Linked DNA regions of Homo sapiens: regions 2 and 3 are each linked to region 1. Evidence: chromatin contacts called from ENCODE Hi-C or POLR2A ChIA-PET data. All regions are on one chromosome and are shown on one strand. Each heading gives the region's core, a stretch centred on a gene start or an enhancer-like site at or near the end of the contact. The rest is flanking DNA. Distances are from core to core; before and after follow the strand shown.

What was found. Hi-C counts contacts between places; a loop is a spot of excess contacts on that map. ChIA-PET counts read pairs that join two places held with the same protein, here RNA polymerase II (POLR2A). Pooled maps may share reads with other maps.
Region 2: a loop to region 1 is called in a map of B cell, with 6 times the contacts of the local background. The contact joins the promoter of ANAPC1 here to the promoter of BUB1 in region 1. A Hi-C loop is called at or near these places in 2 of 168 maps with a recorded cell type or tissue (B cell and naive thymus-derived CD4-positive, alpha-beta T cell), 6 of 37 single-sample maps with no recorded cell type and 11 of 50 pooled maps. POLR2A ChIA-PET finds 5 or more read pairs at or near these places in 1 of 52 experiments (PC-9).
Region 3: a map of B cell shows a loop between it and region 1 (21-fold over the local background). The contact joins the promoter of ZC3H6 here to the promoter of BUB1 in region 1. A Hi-C loop is called at or near these places in 1 of 168 maps with a recorded cell type or tissue (B cell), 1 of 37 single-sample maps with no recorded cell type and 9 of 50 pooled maps.

What each region holds. Positions count from the first base shown.
Region 1 is chr2:110,676,165-110,680,461 of GRCh38, reverse strand. It overlaps BUB1 (BUB1 mitotic checkpoint serine/threonine kinase), which reads left to right and starts at 2,399. Exons shown (of 25, transcript NM_004336.5): 1 at 2,399-2,492. The coding sequence starts at 2,467. It overlaps LOC105373554 (a long non-coding RNA gene), which reads right to left and starts at 2,250. Exons shown (of 2, transcript XR_923189.4): 1 at 1,865-2,250. RefSeq lists enhancers at 1,380-1,469, 1,730-1,789, 1,302-2,222, 2,223-3,143 and a silencer at 2,300-2,699.
Region 2 is chr2:111,881,056-111,885,603 of GRCh38, reverse strand. ANAPC1 (anaphase promoting complex subunit 1) reads left to right here and starts at 1,411. Exons shown (of 48, transcript NM_022662.4): 1 at 1,411-1,662. RefSeq lists enhancers at 888-1,037, 1,381-2,174.
Region 3 is chr2:112,274,347-112,278,481 of GRCh38, reverse strand. It overlaps ZC3H6 (zinc finger CCCH-type containing 6), which reads right to left and starts at 2,885. Exons shown (of 12, transcript NM_198581.3): 1 at 2,456-2,885. The coding sequence starts at 2,487. RefSeq lists a silencer at 2,116-2,595 and enhancers at 2,786-2,995, 2,611-3,183.

The sequences.
Region 1 (4,297 bases), core at 1,150-3,649:
GTTGTGGCCTTTGTATTTCATGGTGGAAATCTCTAAGGGCAAGTGAAGGAGCCCTGAGAATATCCTCCAGGGAACAGACACCCTCTCCATAGCAGCCCCTGAGCCCACTGGGCTGAGCCCTCCATAGGCTGCTTTAATGAGGGAGGGGCTGAGGTGCCGGTCAGGCTACCACATGCAGGATTCCGAGGGCCATGCAGCGCGTTCTTGTCCGCAGTGCCACTTAAGCTCATTTGAGGGGATCCAGCCCTGCCCTCCATGTCCCCAGAAGACAACAGGGAGGGAGCTTCACCAGTTCAACATGAGCAGCCACCGGGGTTGATCATGAATCCCCGTTTCATGCCTCCTGGGAAAGGTGTGAGAAGGAGGGAGGCACCCCGAGGCTTCTTGCCACACAAGCAGCACCCGCAGCCCAGCATTGCACACCTGCGAGCACTCAGTAGGTCCTGGCATCAAGAAGGGGAAAGGCCAGGATCCAAGACCCGCTGGGATGTGCCCAGTCCCACGGACCCCCCAGCCTCCATGGAGCCCTCGGTGTCTGGGGTGGCCTCATGGCCCCGTTTCTCAAGATGAGGTTGGAGGCTTCTGTGTGTAGAGAGCACTGGCTTGGGCATCAGTGGTTCTGTGTCTGTGTCAGACACCAACAAGAAACCCTTGATATACATATTGTAGCAGGACGAGCCGCAGACAAAACTCCTGACACTGGATTAAAGAAGGAAGAAGTTTATTCGGCCGAGAGCGTTGGCAGACTCGCATCTTAAAAGCCGAGCTCCCCAAAAAAGAAATTCCTAGCCCTTTTAAGGGCTTACAACTTGAAGGGGGGGGTCCATGTGAAACGGTTGTGATAGATGGAGCAAGCGTGGGGAACGTGACTGGGGGCTACATGCATCGGCTAACAGAACAAAAAGTTTTACAGCGCTTTCTCATACAATGTCTGGAACTTACAGATAACACAAGTAGTTTTGGTCAGGGGTTAACATTATTATTATTATTTTAACCACCAAGGCCGGGTGGTGGCGCCAAGGTCGTCTAGCTATTTATCTTACTTCTGTTTCTTTCTAACTTTTTGCTGTCTCACTTTTCTCCTGTCTTATAAACTAGGGAAAAGGGGAGGTGGTGGAGAAGAAGCTGGGAGGGACAACAGGAGAAGTGGTGGTCTCATTCCATAGTATAAGCACATTTTTTCCAATAAGTCAACCTTAGCTTACTGTAACTTTTTCACTTTATAAACTTAGTATTTTAACTTTTCAAAAAACAAACAAACAAAAAACAAAAGAAACATCAGCCTATTACATATTTCCTCTTTAGACATCTGGACTCCTCTACAAAGAGGTGTCTATTTTTGATTTTATGGTGTCTAAGAACTTGGTCTCCCAGAGTGCCCTGTCCCCCAAAAGATGTTCAAAGCTGGCATTCTATAATCTACCCAAACTCTTCTGCTTTTGTGTTAATTACAGCTGGCTGCAGAGAGAGTCCAGTCCCGTGAGCCCCATCTTCCGCTTGAAGCTGTTTGACAGGTCCCCTGTGTGGCTCAGGGCCCAGCCTTTCAGATCAGTTCAATAAAACCCAGGGGTCTACTCCAAGGACACTAACCCATCACTTTCCAGTGCCTCGTATAATTACGCAGCCGACCCTAGAACGCCCTCCCCGCCTCCACGTCCCCTCTACATGAAGGCGCTAAGCCCAAAACTCCTCAGGTTTTTCCACAGGCCGTCGTCACTCCCTCTTTGCCACGGCGTTTGAGATTCTGGGCTAAGACTATTGGTTTCAGCATCTGGGATGTTTTCTCACAGCCGAGGACGCTGAATAGAAAACTGCCAGAAAGCGGGAGGGGTCCCCGGCAGCAGGTCCCGTTTTTTCTCCCCACCTGCCTCCCGGGTGCTGCGGCTTCCGCCACGACAGTCTCGACCCTGCACACGGATTTTTTTCCTCCGTTCCATGAACCAAACATAATGATTCTGGTTTACATATTTAAGCGAAGGGGAGAAGAAACGCGACTCTCAGGACCCAAGGGCTGAGGCAGGGTTTTTCTGTCTCAAAGACCTCCAGTTAAGACATTTTTCTCCTGCAAAGCCTTTCCTACAATGATGGCTTAATCGTGTAATTATGTAAACCAGTCACAACCTGGATAGCTAAAACAAAAAAACCAATTCCCTACGCCCGAGCCAAGCCTGCTCCCCCTCGCCGTGCCGCATCCCAAACACCCCGCGCTCGCTCAGCCAACGGCCAGGTTTCGGTTCAACCGAAAACCACGGGAAGTGGGAGGAGCTACTGGCTCAAGGGAGGGAGGTGGGACTTGACCTCCGAGCAACGGCCCCGGTGATTGGCCAACCTTCTGCCGCCGCCACCAATGGGCAGGCGCCCTGAAACGTTCGGCGAGCCGACTGCGGCTGCGCGGGGTATTCGAATCGGCGGCGGCTTCTAGTTTGCGGTTCAGGTTTGGCCGCTGCCGGCCAGCGTCCTCTGGCCATGGACACCCCGGAAAATGTCCTTCAGTAAGTGTCCGTCTGGTGGGGTGGGGAAGCCCAGGGGGCTGGGGCGCCTGGGGTTCGGGCCCGGCCCGCCCCAGACCTGCCTTCTTTTGCCCCCTTCGCCCCCTTCCTGGGTTTGGAATGTGTCCCACCCAGCAAGGCCGTGGGCTGCTTGAGAGCCGGGGAGGGCTCCGGCACCTTGGGTTCCGCTGAGGCCCGGCGCTTGTCCGCCCATCTGCGCCGCGGTGGCCGTTTGGAGCAATCTGGATAATTCGTTAGGCCCTCAGAGCTCTCGTTTATTCTTTGTAAGGAATCCCCTCCTGACAGTTCAACCTAACAAAAATCCTGAACCTTGTGTTTAGATTTTGTGATACGTTTTCAAAGTCACGTATTTAACAATTCGACTACAGTAGGGAACGAATTTAAAGTTGCTCTCCTATCCATAATCTCACTGCTATTTTTTAAAAGTCTTTGAATACAGGGTACTTTAAGAAAAAAAAATTGAAAAAAAATAGCTTTGCTCATTATTGAGTGATGTGTGCCAACCTGCTAACATCACTCACTTTTTACTTAAAGTTCCCACGCCTTTGTTTTATGACTTAGATGATTTACCCAGACTGTTACTTAAAGGCATTTAAAACAATTAAGTCATAGGTTCAGGAAGTAAAACTGGTCCGTTTTATCAGTTCTTTGCGATCAGAAGACCGAGATTGTTAAATGCAGTCAAAACAAAAATCCATTTGCTCTAAGACTTTTTCTGTAACCTTCAACCTAGCCAGCAAATTATTTTCTTTCAGAAGTCCCCCGCCCCTTTTTTAAAGGTAAAGCAGATATTCCTGGTCCTGTTTTGACTTACTAAAGATTAATGTGCTTTAATGAACTGGATGTTTTACTATTACAGTGCATTTAGGTCATTTTACTAGAGAAATGTGGTTGGTGTTAGAATATGAAATGTTTACCTTGGGCGAGCCTACTAGACATATTTTGGAAGAAAGGTTCTGAAATAGGGATTTGTCCCTCTGCTATAAGACATGAGAGACATTCAAACTTCAGAATTATTATTTTTTTTAGTTTTAAAAATAAGCAATGCGTTTATATGACTAAAAGAAGATTTAGAACAGTATTTACCGAGAACTCCTGTACCTGACTACTGTCCCACTCTGTCACATGTAACCGTTTTTCTAGTTTCTTTTTGGAAATATAAATATTTACATTATTATAATATATTAAATGTCTGCACGTTTGTATACATTTTTTGCCTTTACCACACATAAAATATAACAGTATATATATACGCTGCTCTTTTGCCTAACAATATCCCTGGAGATCTCTACCAATACATAAAGTTCTTTCTTATTCTTTTTTTACAGCTGTGTAATACTTCATGTACCCTAATTGATCTAAGCAGTCAACACAGGTTGTTGACAATCTGTTTCAAATAGTGGCACGGTGAAAAATCTTGTACATAACATTTTGCGGATACACATGTGTATGTGTCTTCTAGATCTGCAGAAGCGGTTTGTTGGATCAAAAGCAAATCAGTCCAGTTTTGGTAGATAATTCCCTTGGCAGGAATTGAGCACATGCCCACCTACAAGCAAGATGCGACAGAGAGCCTGTTTCTTATTGCTGCACCTACACAATCTTTTCACATGTTTTTTAGTTTTGCCAATCTGATGAGTGAAGAATTGTTTCTCAGCGAAGTGAATTTCTGTTATGAGAGACTGAACATTTTTCATGTTTGTGAGCCATGTATCTTTTTCTGTGAAATAATTTATTATGCCCTTTGCTCATTAAAAAAAAATAGGTTAATAGTTTTTTTCTCAGCT
Region 2 (4,548 bases), core at 162-2,661, 1.2 Mb before region 1:
CCACATCCTCTCCAGCACCTGTTGTTTCCTGACTTTTTAATGATTACCATTCTAACTGGTGTGAGATGGTATCTCACTGTGGTTTTGATTTGCATTTCTCTGATGGCCAGTGATGGTGAGCATTTTTTCATGTGTTTTTTGGCTGCATAAATGTCTTCTTTTGAGAAGTGTCTGTTCACGTCCTTCGCCCACTTTTTGATGGGGTTGCTAAACTTTTTTTTTTTAAAAAAGTTTAAAATATTGGCCGGGCGCAGTGGCTCACGCCTGTAATCCTAGCACTTTGGGAGGCCGAGGCGGGAGGATCACGAGGTCAGGAGTTCGAGACCAGCCTGGCCATCGTGGTGAAACCCTGTCTCTACTAAAAATACAAAAGTTAGCTGGACGTGGTGGCGGGCGCCTGTAATCCCACCTTCTTGGAAGGCTGATGCAGGAGAATTGCTTGAACTCGGGAGGCGGAGGTTGCAGTGAGCCGAGATTGTGCCACGGCACTCCAGCCTGGGCGAAAGAGCGAGACTCTGTCTCAAGAAAAACACACACACACACACACACACACACACACACACACACAAACAAAAGTTTAAAATATCAATTAGGTATATTTGTATTTAACTGTTTCATGAATCTTTGTTTCTAACCTTTCTCCTATAACCCATTCTTTTTTTTTTTTTTTTTTTGAGACAAGGTCTTGCTCTGTTGCCCAGGCTGGATGGAGTGCAGTGGCGCGATCATAGCTCACTGTGGCCTCAAACTCCCTGCTCAAGTGATCCTCCAGACTCCCAAGCAGCTGGGACTACAGGTGCGCACCACGCCTCCAGGCTAATTAAAAAAATTTTTCTTTTGTGGAGACAGGGTCTCGCTATATTGCCCAGGCTGGTTTCAAACTCTTGGGCTCCAGCAATCCTGTCGCCTCGCCTCCCAAAGTGCTGGGATTACAGGCGCGAGTGGCCGCTGGGGTTCTTAACTTGGGTCTTTGAATCGCCTTAAGAAGTGTCTCTGAATCTGGGAATTGCAAGCAACGTTTCTGTGAGGACCTTCACACAGTTCATCCACTCTTCGAAGAGTATGGACCGAAAAAGGCATAGAGCATTCACTGCACGTAGAGAAAATCAGCAACCCCTGCTCCCCACCCTCAGCCTGAGGTGCCTACCTCCACGTGGGGTCAGGAGGCGGAAGCGAAACCAGAAGAAAAAACCCTGAGATCTATAAGGCAGTTCAGGTCCCTAGTGACATGAGCTAAAGAGAACTTGGACGCCAGGACTGTAGCAGACAGAGTCCGGCTTCGGGGTTCGCATCAGTCGCACGGAAGGTGGAAATAGCCCCCAAGTTGTAACCCGCCGCGGTCTTCCCTCAACAGCGCAGGCGCCAGGACTGCTAGGACGCCGCGCACCTCCCGCGATGCCCCGCCCCGGCGCGAGGCAAGACGGGAAAGTCAAGATGGACGCGTCCATTTGAACGTCTCGCACGCCTTCCTGCCATTAGCACTCGAGCCCGCTGCTGTTGCCCGTTCTTCCTCCAGAATAGGGGAGGGAGAGGGAATGAGAAGCTGCTGCGGCCCAAGAGTCACTGTGAAGGACCCCGCCGCTGCCCTCGGGCCTCCTCGGCCCCTGCGCCTCCGGGGAGCAGCCGGGGCTCGCCGCGCCTGACGCGTCCCGAGTTATACAGGTGCGGGCGCCGTACCGCAGCACTTGGTGGTCTGTCGCGCGCCGCGTGACTCTCGCACCCGTCCCGAGGCCGAGCCTCCCCTGGTGGCCGTAGGTCTGGAAACCCGGGGTACTGGGAACCCGAGGGAGGGCCTTGAGCGTGCTCCGGGGCTGAGGGGGCCTGCGGGCGCTCCTGGCCTGCGGGCTGGGGTGCTCCTTCCGGCTCCTGCTTGCCAACCTCTTTCCTGAGCTGTGCGTAGCATCCCATGTGCAGCCTCAGCTTTCAGACTGGCCTCCAGCCCCTCTGAGCTGTTTTTCTGAGCCTCGGGCTCTCAGCCTGTTTTCACCGTCCTCTAGAAAGGCTGGGGAAGCTCTTGTGGAGACTTAAGCTCCCGTTAGTGTGCATTTGGGTCTCTTTTTTTTTTTTTTGGCAGGGTAGTGTTTGTAGGAATCATTGCTGATACTGTTATTTATAGCATATAAATTTAATAGTATTTTTACGTGTAGCTGTTTATGTTGCACCTAACAAGTAAAAACATTTCTAAAAGTTTGGGGTACTGAAAAAGTATTAAATATGTGGCATTAATCGGTACAAAATGATAATTCTTTAACAATTCTGTAATTTTCTCTCAAAGTTATAAGAAAATAACATTATAAAATTGCAGAACTAAAGTTTCATAAAGTCAAAAGTTCGTTGATGTTGGTTATTCTGTTGAATAAAATATAGGAAGACCAGCTGAATTTTGTTTTCTTTTAAGGTTTTTTTTTTTGTGGGGTTTTCTTTTTTTTTTTTTTTTTGAGAAGGAGTCTTGTTCTGTCTCCTAGGCTGGAGTGCAGTGGCGCCATCTCAGCTCACTGTAACCTCTGGCTCCCGTGTTCAAGCAATTCTCTGCTTCAGCCTCCCAAGTAGCTGGGATTACAGGCGCCCGCCATCACTGTCTGGCTAATTTTTGTATTTTTAGTAGAGATGGGGTTTCACCATCTTGGCCAGGCTGATCTTGAACTCCTGACCTCGTGATCCACCCGTCTCGGCCACCCAAAGTGCTGGGATTACAGGCGTGAGCCACCACGCCCTGCCCCTTGTAAGTTTTATAAGGCACTTTTTACTTGTGTTCCAAGTTCAAGTGTCCCAGTACTCATTTATTTCTAGCAGGAGGAAGAACAAAACTTGTGTCATGTTTTGTGACATAATTATATCCAGAATAACTTTTCTTTTTTTTTTTTTTGAGACGGAGTTTTGCTCTTGTCCCCCAGGCTGGAGTACAATGGCGCGATCTCGGCTCACTGCAACCTCTGCCTCCCAGGTTGAAGCGATTCTCTTGCCTTAGCCTCCCAAGTAGCTGGGATTACAGGCGCCCACACCATGCCTGAGTAATTTTTTTTTTTTTGTATTTTTAGTAGAGACAGGGTTTGACCATGTTGGCCAGGCTTGTGTCAAACTCCTGACCTCAGGTGATCCTCGCGCCTCAGCCTCCCAAAGTGCTGGGATTGCAGGCGTGAGCCATCGTGCCTGGCCAAGAATAACATTTAATTCACAGCAAAATAACTTTGTGGCTTTGGAGGAGCTGCAAAGGAACTACATAGGCTTTGGCTGTTTGTGTAACCATATAGGATTCTTGCCCTATGAGCAGCAAGTCAATACACGGAAACAACGGGGATTGCAGCAGATAAAGTGTTTTACTTGCAGGGCCACCGAACTAGGAGACTGAGGAAACTTCAAGTCAGCCTCCCCAAAGAGTTAAGGTCTAGAGGTTTTTTTTTTGCTTTTGGTTTTTTTTTTGAGACAGAGTCTTGCTCTGTTGCCCAGGCTGGAGTACAATGGCATGATCTCGGCTCACTGCAACCTCCGCCTCCTGGGTTCACGCCATTCTCCTGCCTCAGCCTCCCGAGTAGCTGGGACTACAGGTGCCCGCCACCAAGTCCAGCTAATTTTTTGTATTTTTAGTAGAGATGGAGTTTCACCATGTTAGCCAGGATGGTCTCGATCTCCTGACCTAGTGATCCGCCTGCTTTGGCCTCCCACAGTGCTGGGATTATAGGCGTGAGCCACCGCACCCGGTCCAGAGGTTTTAAAGAGAGGGTAGTGGGTTAAGGTATTGATTGGTCAGAGAATGAAGGATGAAGTCATAGGACAGAGAGATAAACCACATTCTCATGCTAATGTGGTTCCTTGATGGGGTCTTAAGACTAGCTTGCATCATCTCAAAAGTCTTAGGCTCCTAACATTAAAAATGCTGTCTATAGGAACATGGTATATATAAACAGGTACAGGAAAGTGGATCGAAGGACAATCTAATTATGCTTATCTGTACTTTTGTCTAAAGCCTGGCTGCTACCTAACCTTGTGATGAAGGCTTTAACAGTTCATCCACATTTTTTTAGTAATAAACTGTACTGTAATAGATTAATAATTAGATTAATTAGATGTAATAATTAATTAAAACCTAGTACCCTTAAATCTGCAAGCATAACTGTTCCATGGCTAGAGTTATTCATGCCTCGGTTCTTTGGGTTTCGACCAATAATTGAAATTGATTGTAGTTATATATTTAGGTGGGATTGGGGGTGTCACAGCTACTTAAGACATTTGAAAACCTATGTCTTTTGTAGATTGGTCAGCTGAAAGCAGTTCAACCTCTGATGAATTAGAGTAATGTGTGGTTTTTTATTGTTTTATTCCAATATGACAATGATCCCTTAGATGTACTTTTCAAATGAGGTTCTGGCATCTAACCAGAAATGACCTTAAATGTTGAAAAGCCATGTAGTTATGGGACCATAGAATACAACTTGTCTAAATACTTCATATATAAAGTATGGAAAAATTAGCGTATAGTAGTGGGAAACACGGGATAGGTGGTGCGGGACATAAGTACTTGTTGCATCTCAGTGGTTTCCTATAGTGGTA
Region 3 (4,135 bases), core at 1,636-4,135, 1.6 Mb before region 1:
GCCAGGTGTGGTGGCGGGTGCCTGTAATCCCAGCTACTCAGGAGGCTGAGGCAGGAGAATGGTGTGAAGGCGGGAAGTGGAGCTTGCAGTGAGCTGAGACAGTGCCACTGCACTCCAGCCTGGGCGACAGAGCGAGACTCCGTCTCAAAAAAATAAAATAAATAAAATAAAATCCTTGAGACAAAGCCTAGCTCCATATACCAAGTTTCATATATTTTTCTCCACTTAATTCACAGAAACTTTTATAACAGCATAAAATAGCTATTATATGGAAAGATACAGTATTTTGGAAGCCCGCAGATTAGTCCATTTTTTCCCCAAATTTCTTAAGAATTTCCCAGGGAGCCTATGAAAAATACCCTAGAGATTCTGATTCAGTTGCTCTGGGCAGAACAAAAATTTATTCCCCAAAGTGATTCTGATGATTAACTATCATTGGGAAACACTGATCGAGTATAGCGGTTCTCAATTTGGCACATATTAGAATTTCCTGGGGAGCTTTTAGAACTCTTAAAACCCAGGCTGAGGTCCAGACCAACAGAAATAGCGCCAATACTTTAAAGAAAAAAAGTTCCCCAGGGAAGGTTTAGAACCATTGATCTGATCTTGTAGAATTTCTCCTGACTTCTAGTTCACTTTGTTTTTGATGTAGTTGTTTTGTTTTTCATGTGGGTTGACAAAAAAAGCATGAAAAAAAAAAACCATCTCCTTCATCTCAGCACAATGATGCCACTTAACAATTGGCTAAGTTAAAGTGGAGCTAACCTTTTTGTTTCAGAAATCACTAGAAAATACTTTTAGTCCGAATTTTAAATAAAATAGACTAATCTTAATCTTTAGCTCCTACTACCAACCTATTAACATATCTTACAAATAATTCTTTAAAGTTTTCTAACCTCTAAACCAGTATTTTAAAATTTCAAATTCTTTAAAAGGTCTGTCATCACAGTTCCTTACCAGCAAAATTATTTTGATACTTGAATTTGATGGCATTGTTTTTTCATGATGTACAATACATAACTCCATATATAGAAGTTACTTTGTGCACTAAGAGAGGGGAACAGATATTCTTCCATATTAAAAAAAAAAAGGATTTTAGGCTCCATTAGCAAAACCCCATCATTGGTTTGTCCATACCTCAAGAGCAAGGTATTAGTCAACCCATTCTAAGAATTTCCTTTTTAATACAAAAGATAACGTTAAAAAAATCATTAAAAATGTGCCAAGTGCAAGCTTATCATTTTTAAAAGTGCATTTTACTTTCCAAAAATTTTTACACTTTGATTGACGTGCCCTCTGGGAATCTACTTTTATTATTACAATACTGAAGTTGTTGAAATACCATTTTTATCCCTCTCAAGATTGCTAGGTATTTAGATATTTCAAATTTCAGCAGTGTTTGTGATTTTTGCTTCTGGGTTTTAAAAAACGTGTTTAGGATGCTTTACCAAGCCGATCACATTACTACAGATAAAACTTCAGCAATGTATATAGTCTATAGTAAAACGTATATTTTTTCTTACTTCTATTCACAAAGGAGTAATTGTGAGGTTCTAGATTTTCAAATTAATATTCTAAGTAAGAATCAGATGCAATGGATTTTGTTTCAGTAAGTTTAATGAATGAAAGCCCCCCTTTCGCATTATTAAAGATATATACGAATGAAAATTTGAATTATAACCAAAATTTAAGTATGCTACAGTATACTTTGTAAATGTCCCCAAACTCGAATGGAAACAAGAATGTGCCTCTTAAGGCACAGAGCAAAAAATAAAAAATCAGAATCTCAATATTCAAGTGATACACACCATCTAGAAAATTGGGCTAGCCGGAATAATCCATGGAGTTTTTACGTTAGGGTAAAACTGTGCTAAACTAAGTTTCTGCAAAGCCTAAGTATTTTGTGTTAACATATTAAACTTGAAACTTGCCATCTCAAATTCCAAGGGATAAGACTGTATACAACAGATGGCCTTTTGGTGCTGCTTAAAACTTCCCTGAAAACCAAATGTTTATTTTTTTAGAGGTGTTCTCGGTTCTCGGGAAGCAGTCAAATATCAAAACACCCATTCCTGAAAATTCCTGGCTGGTCCTATCTGGCCGGGAGCACCGACACCTGGACGGGCAGAAGCAGGACCTCAGCACCGAGCCGGGACGCTGAGAGCCGCCCGGCGCACACGGAGCCCGCCCGGGGGGCGGGGGGCTCGCACGTGCCCGGCCGGGGGCGGGGCCGGCGCTGGCGAGCAGCGACCCCGGCTCGGGGAGGCGGGCGCGGCCGGGCCGACCTCCCCCGCGGCCGCGATCCAGCAGTTTACATAAGAGTGCGCGTCATGGAACTGACGGAGCCACACAGAGACGTCTAGGTCATGCAGGAGGCGCCCGGCCCCGGCCCGCTCCCGCCGCCCCAGACCCCTCCTCTCATCCGACAGAAAGACAGACAAGAAGGGTTCCCGACCTGTCGTGCCCTGCATGTTCAGAGTCTGTCATGTTTGGTCAAGAACGGGGCGGGGCTGGAGGGCAGGTCTGCGAGGCCGGCGGCGGCGGGGCGCGGGGAAGACCCCCCGCGCCGCCTGCGGGAACCTGCTCCCGGCCGCCGCCGACAGGTGACGAAGTGGTAAAAACTCACGGTTACTAGTGAGCGACACAGACACAGACTTTCCAGTCTATTAACAACCACGCCAGAGAGATGGGGCTCTAACTGCAAACACTGGGCAACGGCCCCGCGCTGCCGGCGCTGCCGCTCTAGTCTCTATTCGCCGCCGGTGGCTGTGGCGTGGGAGCGGGCGGGCGGCGTGCAGCGACGCGGGGATTTGGACAGTGGCCGTAACGGTGATTTCTCCTCACCAACATGGCGGCACCCGAAACAGGCGGCTCGAGAAAATGGCGCCGGCCGCAACACCTTGCCCGGGACTAAAGGGCAAGAGAGATTCCTCCGCGAGCCGCGGCCCTTGCCCAGCCCGCCGGGGCCGAGCGCGTTGACCATTGGAGGAGAGTGCCCGTCAATCACCTGCAGGGGCGGGTCTTCGCCCTTCTCTGTGCAGCGGCGGAGGCGGCAGCCTAGTGGCGGGGCCGGGCGGCGAGAGACGCGGCCGGATGGCTCCTCGAGTGTCTGCAGGAGGGGGAGGCAGCCCACGGGACCTACGAGGGCCACCAGCGCTTCTGCTCCCGGCGCAGTACGGGCCGCGGTTTTTCCTGCGAGACGCCCGCCGCCCGAGGAGTTCCAGACGCACCAAGCAAACGGGCCCCAAAACCGTTAGCCGAGGCGGGCAGGGGTGGGATAACAAAGAACAAGGCGGCTGTAGAGTCCTTAAATTTTTTTGTGAAAACCTTTGTTCTTGTAATAATAGGGAAATGCAGTTTCTCCTTCACAGTTGTAGCAAGTATCTGTTTTTGTAACGTTTAGTGTTCAGAATCATGTTTTAAGGAAAATAGCTTGCCATGCAGTTTTTTCTTGTATTTGCTGTTAAATTTACCCAATTATTACTTAAATAGGAATAGCTATTGAAATAATTATATAAACGTTACTTTATTTCGTAATAATATTAACATGTAAAATGTATGCGAGTATTTTATAAATACTATTAGGCATGCCTTTTTTTTTTTTTTTTTTTTTTTTTTTTTTTTTTTTTTCTGAGATGGAGTCTCCTCTGTCGCCCAGGCTGGAGTGCAGTGTCGCGCTCTCGGCTCACTGCAACCTCTGCCTCCTGGGTTCAAGCAATTTTCCTGCCTCAGCCTCCCGAGTAGCTGGGACTGCAGGCACGCGCCACCACGCCTGGCTAATTTTTGTATTTTTAGTAGAGATGGGGTTTCCCCATTTTGGCCAGGCTGGTCTCGAACTCCTGACTTCAGGTGATCCGCCCTCCTGGGTCTCCCAAAGTGCTGGGGTTACAGCCGTGAGCCACCGCGCCCGACCATGCATGAGTTTTTTATACTTATGAAGTGACCTTAAAAAATTTTTAAATGACAAGTCAGTGTTTTGGCCTATTTAATATATTAGTCCTGAAGGAAAGTTCCTTGCTTTTTACTAAAATGATAGACTCAATGATTAATCCAAATATCTGACTTAATTTGTCTTTCCTTAATAATACATTTTACTAATACATAAATGGAATGCATTCAAAAACAATTGCAATGA